Regions from separate parts of the Homo sapiens genome. Here region 2 is linked to region 1. The links are chromatin contacts, found by POLR2A ChIA-PET in ENCODE. All regions are on one chromosome and are shown on one strand. Each heading gives the region's core, a stretch centred on a gene start or an enhancer-like site at or near the end of the contact. The rest is flanking DNA. Distances are from core to core; before and after follow the strand shown.

Evidence for each region. ChIA-PET counts read pairs that join two places held with the same protein, here RNA polymerase II (POLR2A).
Region 2: POLR2A ChIA-PET joins it to region 1 with 19 read pairs in PC-9. The contact joins the promoter of SLC60A1-AS1 here to the promoter of CDK18 in region 1. POLR2A ChIA-PET finds 5 or more read pairs at or near these places in 2 of 52 experiments (BJ and PC-9).

Annotation. Positions count from the first base shown.
Region 1 is chr1:205,501,562-205,507,638 of GRCh38, forward strand. It overlaps CDK18 (cyclin dependent kinase 18), which reads left to right and starts at 3,108. Exons shown (of 16, transcript NM_212502.3): 1 at 3,108-3,235. RefSeq lists an enhancer at 5,032-5,685.
Region 2 is chr1:205,565,044-205,570,784 of GRCh38, forward strand. It overlaps SLC60A1-AS1 (SLC60A1 antisense RNA 1), which reads right to left and starts at 4,262. Exons shown (of 4, transcript NR_152721.1): 1 at 4,086-4,262. It overlaps SLC60A1 (solute carrier family 60 member 1), which reads left to right and starts at 3,971. Exons shown (of 10, transcript NM_181644.5): 1 at 3,971-4,256. The coding sequence starts at 4,027. It also overlaps the pseudogene RNU2-19P. RefSeq lists enhancers at 4,252-4,801, 4,802-5,350.

The DNA.
Region 1 (6,077 bases), core at 1,858-4,357:
TGCTTGGTAAGGCAGCAGGGAAGGAGCCCCTCCTTAGTGGAAGTCCTAGGTAGTGCTGCTTCTACTGTGTTTGGCTTATTGCAAGATGCACAGAAAGAAAGTTGGCATCGGAGGGCAGGGGACACCAAGGGGTTCAGAGGGAATTTTTGAAATGGTACAGATGAGAAGCAGAAAAATTAGGCTGACCCAAAGAGCACACATACACAGGCCACTGATGTGTATGACTGGGTATCATGGACTCCCTATCCAGCTAGTAAGCCCTGCCCAGGGTCACTCTTATCTGGTTCCCCCCTCCCACCTCCCATCTGCACTTGCCCTTTCCTGGGGTGGCCAAAGCTTGTTGTGCCATTCTCTGGGCTCCATATAGATGCCCACCTGCAGTTCATCCTCTTCCTTCAACCCTGAGAACCAAGACGATGCTTCAAAACTGAAGCTTTCAGAGATTCTGAAGCAATCCCATGTGGTGGTGGTGGGGCAGGGGGTGATGTGACAGGCTCTGAGCAGGTGGCTGGCCCTACATCATTTCAGCTGTCATCTCTCCTCTGTGGAGCTGTCCCAAATTCTCTTGGGCAGAGTTAAGGGCTTCTTCCTCTGCTCAGCCCATATTGCCTTGGTAGGTGACTGCCTCTGCATATCTTTCTCCACCTGAACAGTGAACTACATGAGAATAGGAACTGAGACTTAAAATCATCTATCCAATGCAAGGATCCAGTATAGTCCTTGTCACATAGCAGGTGTTCAATAAATGTTTGTTGAATGCATGAATGATGGTAATTATATTTACTATCTATTGAGTTCTCCATTATGAGCCAAGTCCTATGCCAGGCCCTTAGCATACATTACCCTAATATGTACAACAACCATACAAGATTGATTTTAGCAACTTTGTTCTACAGATGGCCTCAGAAAGCTTAGTTCGCTTGCCCAAGTTCACAGAGCAATCTAAGGAGGTGCTGGGAATCAAGGCTCACTTAAGAAGCTCCAAGGTCCCACTCAGCCTATCACATCAGTGCTTCTAATCTTGACACTGTTGGCTCCCTTATCTTCTAGAATCCAATAGTCACAAGGCTCCATGACCCTGTCTCCTACCTATCTCTCAAATCAGTTCCCTCCTCTCCTCCCTGCTGCCGCTGTGTGGTCTAAGCTCATTCTCATTTTCCACTAGGATCAGCCTCCACGTTGGGGGTCTTCAGGACCCAGCACCTGCCTGCCTCTACAGTGTCACCTCCACCCCAGACTTTAAGTTCTGACCTCATGGAACTGTGGGTCCATATTCTGTCACCCCTGCACTCTGCACAAGGGATTACCCCTCCTGGAAAAAACAGGGAAAATCCTTCCTCCTCTCTCTTGTCCCCTCATCCTGTAACCCTCACCTCAAGCAGAATAGCTCCTCCCAGGCATCCGTAACACTAAGCCTCCTCCTATAGCATCCTAACTGTTTGCTTCCCTGCCGCATTACACCAAGAGCTTCTTGAAGGCAGGGACTGGGTTATACTCATCTTATGTGCCCAGAGCCCTGGCTATCATTTGGCACATAAGAGATGTTGAGAAAGTGTTTGTGGAGACCTCTTGACTTCACCCCCCTAGTTCCTTGAAATTCTACCCTTTGGCCCCACTCTCTCTAATCCGCCAGTAAACAGTTCCTTGGCCATAGTCCTTCTCCCTTTCCCTCCCTGCCCCTTCCAAACCTCTTTATGGCCTCCTGCTCCCCAGGCTTCTCACCATCCACTGGACTACAGAGCCAGGAGGTTGCTGCACACCTAAAGGCTCTGGATCCATGCACCCCGACAACACTTGGCAGTTTCATTTTTAGGAAGTGCTGTGCCCAGGAAATCTGCATGCCTTGGCAGAGAAAGCGAGGTAAAAAAAAAAAAAAGAGTTGGGAGGCCCTCTGTGAGATGTCAACTACCCACAGGTCACTTTCATGCATGGGCCCAGTGTCTTCCTTCATTCTCCTGTCTCCAGCTGACAGTGGGACCTCAGGCCCATGTCTTCCAGAAGGAAACTGTTCTATTCTCAACAACTCACAGTCCCCAGGGAAAGGGTTCAGGTAGAAGCACATGTACACTGTGGAGCACCCCCTCCTAAGGAGACTTTCCCTGTGGGAGACCCCAGACTGCAGCAGCCAAGCCCTCTGGTAGGGCAGGGGACACAGACTGCCTTGATGAGGTGCCATAGAGCCAAGGCACACCTCCTCTCCTCACAGCCCTCAGGAGGAAGCAGAGATGAGAGGGGCCTGGCGGTGGGGCACTGTGCCCTTCACCCCCATCCCCAGATTTTTGTTTTGTTTTTTTTTTTGATCCTTGAAGTCAGATGATGTGGGTGCAATGGCCATTGGCCTGAGTTCTAATCATGGCTCGCCATGAACTCTTGTGGCACTTTAGGCCAGTTCAATTGCTTTGCTGGGCCTCAGTTTCCCCTTCTGTAAAATGAGAGTGCCACTAGCTGAACTAGCCATTCTGTAACCCTTCTTGGATGATTCTCAAATATCCTGTGGAGTTTAATTCCAAAAGGACAAGTTGAATTATCCTTCGGGGAGGGAAATGTGAATGATGGCTGGTAACAAGGGCTTCATTCAGGTCCTGGAGAGGTGGGAACTTTGTCCGGAAAGGTAAGTGACAAGTCCCACTGGATAGGGTAGAAGGGGAGCCCGAGGGCTACTATTGTCAAGAAAATGACCACCAAAATCTGTCCATGCACATTCGTTCCTAGGGCGCCAGGTACAGGGAGGTACCTAGGAGAGGTAGGAGCACCGCTTTTAGAGACAGGCAGGCACTCTCAGTGTACCCCTGGCGCCTTGGTGTCCTGGGGTGATCCAGTCCAGAAGGCCTCATCCCCTAGCCAAGGCTCTCAGGGCCGGTTTTAGAAACGAAACAGGAAGAGGCACTTGGACCCTGGTTCCCAGAGTGGGAGAAAGGGGTGGGCACCCGGGCAGAGGGAGCCCTGGGGATTGGTAGCGGCTGTGGGCAGGGCGGGAGGGCCGGGGGCGGAGTCAACTTGTACATGTGAAAAACTCTGGCGGGGGCCGGGCATTTTCCTTCCTCCTCCTCCTCCTCCTCCTCCTCCCTCCTCTTCCCCACCTTCCTCCACTCCCTCCCTTCCCCTCCCCTTCTACCTCCTCCTCGGCCAGCTCAGGTTGCAGCTTCTCTGGGGAACTGCTCACCTTTCCGGAGCAGGGGAAGCTGCCCCGTGCCCGGGAGGGAGCGGGCGCACCGCGGCCCCCAGGACACGCGCTGTGAGTCCCGCGGGCGGTGCGCCTGGGAGGAAGGGGGAGGTCGGAGGAGCGGGCACCGCGGCGCCGGGTATAAGGAGCAAAGGTAAGCGGAACGGCTCTTAAAGGCGCAGTTTTGCTTTTGCCCTGAGGCGAGAGGTTGGAGGGAAATACCGGAGCGGCGAGGGGAGAGCAGAGATCACGAGGCGTGATCTGTGTGATACTGTGTTGTGTGTTGAGGGGTGGGGGGTGCCCTCGAAAGGCCACTCGTAAGTTCCAGGTGCTTGAGAGGGAGGGTTATTTTGCAATCTCAGACCCCGCGCCCCCTTAGGGAGTCTCCATCTGGGATCACTTTGGCCCCTGGGCTCCCGTCTGAACCCTACAAAGCAAAGTTTTCCACCCAGTCCGGAACCAGGCGCTTTCTAAGCTCCCTTCATTCTGGGAAGGGCAAGGGTCAGGAGTCTCCAGGGACCAAAGGACCCGAGAGTGTGGGGCCACATCGCTGCCTTGAAGGGCTTCCTGGGCTCTGGTGAACTTTCCAGAGCGGCAGGCAGGGGGTGGGAGGCCGGAGCCCTGGGAAGAACGTGGAAGGACACGTGAAGCCCTGCAGGTCCCAGTTCTGGGGGAGGCAGGGGTCTGGGGAATGCTGCTGCTTCTCTCTTTCCACCCCGGAAGACCAAAGGGGCAGTGCCCCCCTCCACCCCTCATCAACAGGCGACAGAGGGTTAATGCAGCAGAGGGAAAGGAGGCTGGGTGGGGCCGGGGGGAGTGGGCGGTGACCTGTTGGGCTAAGGAGATGTGCCTTGAGGATTCTGCTGTAGTTGAGGGACACCATCAGGAATCTGAAATCCAAAATCGGGTCTGGACTGGAGGCCTCTGTTTTCGCCCTGTGGGGGGCGGGGATTCCCTGAAGGTGTCTGCAGACCTTGTGCTGGGTGGGAGTTGGGCTGCAGAAACAGTGAGGGGTTTTCTGTGCTGCAGGGTCAGCACCCTCCTAGGCACCAGCCCTGCCTCTCTTCATTCTCTCTGGGCACCTCCCGGCAGTCGGGGTGGGAGGATTGACACTGTGGGAGTGAGAGGCCCTGGAACCTCTTCCGCGCTATCTGCTACTGTCTCCCCTTCTTCCCCACCCCTAGCCCAGCCCTCGGCAGTTCCCCAGCTGTAGCCTGGGCCCTGTGACTCACTAACACCACCGGCTTGCCCCTCCTGTGTCAGCACCCAGTGAGCTTCGGCATGTTCGCGTGGCATTCCCCACCCGGGCATGGGCATGCAGCACATTCCTGGACACGGGCCTGAGAGGATGCCTGGAGCGCCTGGTGGACTGGCACGTCCTCAGAGATCCCCTGCCTTTAGCCTGGCCTTGGGAGGGGCCTGGGAAAACGGTGCTGAGGGTGCTGAGGGTCGGTGGAGTACAGGGCGACACTGGCTCCAGGTCCGGGTTTGCATCCTGAAGGCGTTCCAGAGAGAGGGTCACCTTGCCACAGCAAAGCTGCTATCTCGGGTTACCCTTTCCCAGCCACCTCTTGTGCAGCTGAGGAGGCTGTGGGGCTGACCCCTCCCCCACCCTTAATCTGGGGTGTACCTGACCATTGGGTTCCCAGGACTCTCCCCACTGGGTCCCCAGGACTCTCCCCATACCCTGCCAGGAGAATGGAAGAAGCTCTCCACGCGTGCCAGAAGAAGTTCTTCCCAAACTTATCGGGGGTGCCAGAGGCAGAGTAGACAAGCCTTAGTGGCCACCATTTGTTGAATATCTACTGTGCGCCAAGCAGTGCGTCACAACTTTATGAAGTAGGTATTATTATCATCCCCATTTTACAGGTGAAGAAACTGAGTCTCTGAGAGACCAACTTTTCCAAGGTCACACAGAGGTGGGATCCAGCCCACTTCCGTCTGACCCCAAGCCCCTGCTGTTAACCCCTGCCCCATTGTGGGGAGGTTCCGGCCCACTCTGGAGTTCTCTGGTCTGCGTCAGTCCTCAGGAGAAGAAAGAATGGGGGTGATGCTCCAAATATTGAGGCTCCCATCTGTCTGTCCTGCACTAGGCAGAGCCAGGCTTCTCCATGGGGCACAGGAGAGAGGGCACCAGATCTGAGGAGCAAATAGGTTCTTGGTCTGAGATCTCGTGGGATCAGGTTGCCAGCCCTGCAAACCCCCGCTCAGGTCTAGAGGACATGGAGCTGCCTTTCAGGGTGCATTTGCTTCCTCTACAGACTCGGACTCTGTCCTCTGCCTACTTGGGCCGTCCCGCACTCGGGAATGCGTCCTACACTGTAGGGCAGAGCCCGGCTTGACTCTTCCCGGTTCCTACCCTAACCAAGCCTCTACTTTCTGGGATCACCCTGTTGGGACTTTTGTCCAGCATCTCCATCTACCTGTCCTCTGATTCCTTCTGTTCTTCTCTAACTGAGCTTGAGAACTAAAGGGGAGGGCAAACTTCTGGCCTTGGTGGAATCCAGCTCCAGCATATAGTAGCTATGTGACCTTCCCCTCACTAGCACACTCGTGAATTTCTCCCAGCATCCGTTCCCTCATCTGTAAAATGAGGATCATAATAGAGGGCTGTTATAAGATTTAGGCTGGGTGCGGTGGCTCACGCCTGTAATCCCAGCACTTTGGGAGGCCGAGGTGGACGGATCACGAGGTCAGGAGATCGAGACCATCCTGGCTAACATGGTGAAACCCCATCTCTACTGAAAAAAAAAAAAAAGCACAAAATTAGTCAGGCGTGGTGGCAGGTGCCTGTAGCTACTCGGGAGGCTGAGGCAGGAGAATGGCGTGAACCCGGGAGGCGGAGGTTGTAGTGAGCCGAGATTGCACCGCTGTACTCCAGCCTGGGCGACAGAGCGAGACTCCGTCTCAAAAA
Region 2 (5,741 bases), core at 3,012-5,511, 65 kb after region 1:
ATAATAATAATAATAATAATAATAATAATAATAAATGAATAAATAAAAGGCCGGGTGTGGTGGCTCACGCCTGTAATCCCAGCACTTTGGGAGGTCGAGGTGGGCAGATCATGAGGTCAGGAGATCGAGACCATCCTGGCTAACATAGTGAAACCCCGTCTCTACTAAAACTACAAAAAAAATTAGCCGAGCGTGGTGGTGGGTGCCTGTAGTCCCAGCTACTCGGCAGGCTGAGGCAAGAGAATGACGTGAACCCGGGAGGCGGAGCTTGCAGTGAGCCAAGATGATGCCACTGCACTCCAGCCTGGGCAAGAGAGCAAGACTCCGTCTCAAAAAAAAAAAAAAAACACAAGAGTTCAGTGTAGTATAAACACCTCTCACCAAGGAGTCAGAAATCCAGGCACCCAGTGATGAACCAATCCTGTGGTCCTTGCCTTGGAAGGGCGGCACTAAACAGAATCAGCACTAGGATAGTTTGGGAGCCCCAAGGAGGGAGCCTAGGAAGGTCAGAAAAAGGCTTCTGGAGAGCCAACCCTTGAGGCAATTAATAGATTTCAGGCTCCAAGAGCTTGAGAACCCTTTACTCCCACAGATCCTTTATTCCAATTAATGTAACCTTTCCATATTTGGGAGTCTCAGATCACTTTCCTTGGCTTGTGACGGTGGGGGATAATTCCCTTCTAATTTATAAGGGGGGAAATCAGAGAGTAGTTAAAGAAGGATCCAAGGTTTTGCCCTTCAAATTTAAGAATAACCACAAGGTGCCCAACTAAGAACAGACATGTGAATACACAGCACAAAGGAAAGACTGGATAGCGTCTGCCCTTGGGGAACTTGTAAGTGGGAGATAAGACATGTAAATGTAAAGCCAAAAGTAATTGTATAATTTTTGTGCAAACAATTCACCTCACCAGCTATTTGTCCAGGACTTGCTATCTGCAAGGCATTCTTTTATGTGAGGCACATGAGAAGGGGTGGAGTTAGAACACAGGTAAATATACTCCCAGCCCTTAGGAACTCATGATTTAACTGGCTCCCGTAAGGGGCTGGAGGAACAGTCCGTGGAATGTAATACCTGGCCTTGTGAAGATAGGGTAGCAGTACAGGAGTGGATGAGAGTCTTGCTGGAAATAAGAATTTAATAGAATTAATTCATCTGGGAAAGATGCCTAGAGGAGGTGGACAGTGTGTGATGCTGGAAAACAGAAGGGACAGAGAAAGGGATGAAGAAAGCAAAAATAAGCAAAACGTTTTCACATATAGACTTGGCTTTCAGACCCCACTCAAAAGTCACCTCTTCCATGAAGCCTTCCCAGGCAGAATTAGACACTTAGCTCTCCAGGCCCTCAAACCACCCCATTACAGAAGGTACCTCACTGCTGCACAGTTGGCCCCCTGTCTCTGTGGGTTCTGCATTTGTAAATTCAACCAACTGCAAATCGAAAATATTTGGGAAAAAAATTCATCTGTACTGAACATGTACAGACTTTTTTCTTGTCGTTATTCCCTAAACAATACAGTATAACAACTATTTACATAGCATTTACAGTGTATTAGGTATTATAAGTAATCCAGAGATGATTTAAAGTATACAGGCCTATGGATGTAGGTTATATGCAAATACTATGCCATTTTATATCAGGGACTTGAGCACCTTCAGATATTGGTATCTATCGTTTCTCAGCCTTTTGGCAAGACCAAGTGTAGTATCTGTTCTTATCAGATATTGGTATCTGCAGGCACTCCTGGAACCAATCCCCCCACGGGATATGGGATATGGAGAGACAACTGTAACTTGTTTCCATATCTGCTTATCTCAACCAGAGGACCTTGTACAGTACCAGAACCCAATAGGTCTTTGACTATGAAGAGGCTGAGTACTGTATTCACGGTGGAATGCCTCCCTTTATTTTTACTTACTTTTTATTTTTACTTTTTACCATTTTAATCAAGTATAACTTACACACAAAAATGCACAAATCTTAAATCTACAGACCAATAAGTTTTTACATATATTTACACCTGTGTAACTACCACCTAGATCAAGCTTCAGAATGCTTCCAGCATCCCAGGCACTGGGGGCTACCTCATTGTGGCAGGGTCATTTGTTACTGTGGCTAGAGGAGCTGAGCCAGCAAGGTGCTGTAGTTGGGGAACGCCATTTAGGGAAATTATGGAAGGATTTCAGGTGTTTGGGCTAGAGAAGCAAAATCATTAGGGCAAGGTCATTTTGGGTGTGAAGGACTTACATGACAGAGCAATTAGATTTGTTCTGTGTGGGGCCGTGGGGAGCAGTTACAGGGCGAAGCATTTCAATTTTGCCTAAGACCATTTCTACAACCAGAGCTCATCCACACTGCAAGCAGAGCCCCTAGGAATATGCAAGGTCCCCAGCACTAGAGGTGTCAGTCAAGAACAGGACTGGCAAGCATTCAAAGGCAGTTATGGGGAGGGGATAGGGGACTCAATTGGAGGCTATTCCTTCCAATTCTGAGCTTCTATGGTTCCTGGAGTTCTGTGATAGTGGCAGAGAAGACTCAGTCAAAAACTTGTGGTTATGATTTGTTTGGTGTTTTTTCTTTTTTTTTCCCCCAGAGGGTAGCTTTTCAGTTTATTACAATTACTGTGCAGGCCCCCCATCATCACTATCGAATAAGTACTTGTCATTACCCACAGAGTGATGAGCCAGAGGGACCCTGGGGCTCCCCCTTCTCTGGGGCTCACTGTCCAAGAAGGGATAGGGCAGATGCAGGGGTGCGGCTATGAGATGGGACCAGTACCTGCAAGAGAAATTGGTTGCCCCACCTCATGCCAAGTTGTCTTGGGGACACCCGCCCACATACCTCCTCAGTCTTTTCAGCCCTGGTCCCCCTGGTGGGCCAGTGGAAATGATGTCATGGCTCCTGTCATTACCAGAAGACCTGGGCAGAGGGGACACCGCAGGGCCTTACTGTTCTGCCTCCAGGGGCCAGATCCTGGCTCCCTTAGGAGCGGGAACACACAGAACCCACCAGCCAGCCCGAGGCCACCTAATGAAGGGACAGCCTAGGTCAGCTGCAGGCTCCTCGAAGGACACCCAGTCTAGAGAATAATCAACCCCTACTCACTGCCAGGGATTTATCCATGGAAGAAAGAATTTTCCCCAGAACTCTTTTTAAATTTTTTTTTCTAGGAGATTATTTCAGAATTCCTCCCGGGGTTCCTCCAGGACGCGGCCCTTCCCTCTCTGCCCTCCTCCAACTAGTTAGAAGGAGAGAGAGAGAGTCAGCATAGACCAGCGTCATCCTCCTCCTTCCCGCACCTGGCCAGGTGGGGAGGAGGGCCTCATCTCAGGCCCTTCCAGGGAGCTTAGTGTGAGGAAGATGTTGAGTTTCTAGGGTTCTCCTTCTAAAGGGCAATGTGATTAACCTCTTGGGGTTCTAATGAAAGCCATGCACGAATACTCTCCCAAGGAGAAACATATGTACAACAAGATTTTGCCTTCTGTTCTGGGGGAAAGGGGGGTGCCGTTAGACCCTCGAAGTCCATCTGTGAAGCGCCTAGGTTTAAAGGGGTCCGGGTTTCCTCCACTGCCACAGCCCGGGTGCGGGGAGAGGGCCCCTAGCCTTATCCGGAGATACAGGATGTCTCGGGCTCTCCATCTGCCGGGCTCTAAAATGGGCGCTCGGTCCCTGGGGGCTGCATCCGGAGGCTGGGGGGACTGGTCGAGGGAGAGCGGGCGGGGGGCAGCGCGGCTCCCGGTTGGTCTCCGCAGCCGGGGGAGGGCGAGCATGTGCGCTCGGGTAGGAGGGGGAGGCCGGCGCCTGGCACCGCACGGGGAAGGCGCGGGAGCGGACGCACTGCCCACCCGCCGCAGAGGCGCCCCCGCCGCCGCCCGGGCCCAAGGGCGGGGCCCCTCGCTGGGGCGGCCCCTCCCCGCCCCTCCCTCCCCGCCGCGGGCCTCCCCAGCCCGGCCGGCCCTCCCGCGGGCGGCACTCGGGCACCGGGCTCGCCGGGACCAGATCCGCGAGCCCGTCAGCCTGCGCCATGGGCTGCGACGGCCGCGTGTCGGGGCTGCTCCGCCGCAACCTGCAGCCCACGCTCACCTACTGGAGCGTCTTCTTCAGCTTCGGCCTGTGCATCGCCTTCCTGGGGCCCACGCTGCTGGACCTGCGCTGTCAGACGCACAGCTCGCTGCCCCAGATCTCCTGGGTCTTCTTCTCGCAGCAGCTCTGCCTCCTGCTGGGCAGCGCCCTCGGGGGCGTCTTCAAAAGGACGTGAGTGCCGCGCCCGTGCGCCCCCGCCCCGCGGCCCCCGGCACCCACCCTCGCCGGGCCGACCCTTCCCTCCCGCCCCGCGACCCGGCCTCTCCCCCGGCCCCGTGGGGCTGCCCGTCGCCCCCGCCTCCCGGCCGCGACCACCCCTCCCAGCTCCATCTTGGCCGAAGAGCTGCCTCCCTCCCTCCCTCCCTCCCCCGCAGCTCTCCCTGGAAAACTCTCTCCAGAGACTGAAGGTGACTTCTGGCTTATTTATTTGTCATCACTCATCCCTGTGAGAGGATAAAACCAGTTCCCACCTGCTTCCCCCACCCACCGCCCCGTGGGGAGAGGAGTGATAGAGTTTGCAGAGGTGGGGAGGGTGCCCCTCTTACACAGCTCCTCTGGGGTTTGTCAGTAGCCCCGGCTGCCGGGGGCGGGATTGGCAGTGAGGTGGAAGGACCGTGGGAGGGCCAGCTCTGTGGCGGTGCAGGGTGCTGGAGGTGGCCTGCGGCTTGACTGATTCCCAGGGCCAGGCTCCACTGTAGGCAGCTCCACATCAGCTAACACAGGCTGTCCCTTCCCCCGGGTAGCCACGGGGTTTAGTGGGTTCTGTGTAGCCCTCCTCCTGAGGCAGCCAGAACATGGTTCCTGCATGGGCCCCCGAGACACACAGGACCTCACCGTTAAGGCCAGGTTGGGAGGGGCAGGGCACTTTACCCATAGCTTGGTAAGGTGACTCTCCAGCCCTGGTGCCAAGGTTCCCCTCCACTCCCCACCCACCTCATCCTACTCCTGCTGGGCCTCTGCCCCACGACAGGGCTCTGGACTCTCCCTGGCACCACCCCCAGAAATCCCCCTTTGACACTATTGCAGAGCCTTATTCTCTCGGCTTAAATTGGACAGGGCCACCTCCGGGCTCCCTTGTGGAAAGACAGCCAGATTCACTCTCCCAGTGCAGCATGGAAAACAGAGACCCATAATAGAATAGGGAATAGATGACTTGCAAGCCAGAGGCTGCTGCTTGATTTCCCCAGTCCCAGCTCCTGGCTGAGTGGTTTCCTAGATCCCATGGACTCAGTCGAGCAAGCAGCCGGCCTGGAGAAAAAACCGCAGTTGGGCTATCCCAGAGAAACCTCTGGAGGGGCCGTTCTGGGCTGTGGTCATGCCCTTTGGCTTAACGCCTACAGGTGTTCGTGAGGGCAGGTGTTTCCATCCACCTTGCTTCCAGAGCTGGTGGAAGGAGCACAGGTGTCAGTACAGATGGACCCCACTTTAAGCCTTAAAAACATGACCAATTTTGGAAGCGATTATCCCCATTTTCCCCAAATCTTCTTGTAAACCAAATTATTCTCTTCTTAAAAAGCAAGTCTCCTTGTGTACACCAGTGTTTTGTGGGTGTGGTACAGGATTGGAATATACAGAAGATTCAGAAAATCTTAAGGACAAGCTCAAGATTCATTCTGCCTAGAGGTTTAATTAGAAACTAAGATAAAGTATCTGTGG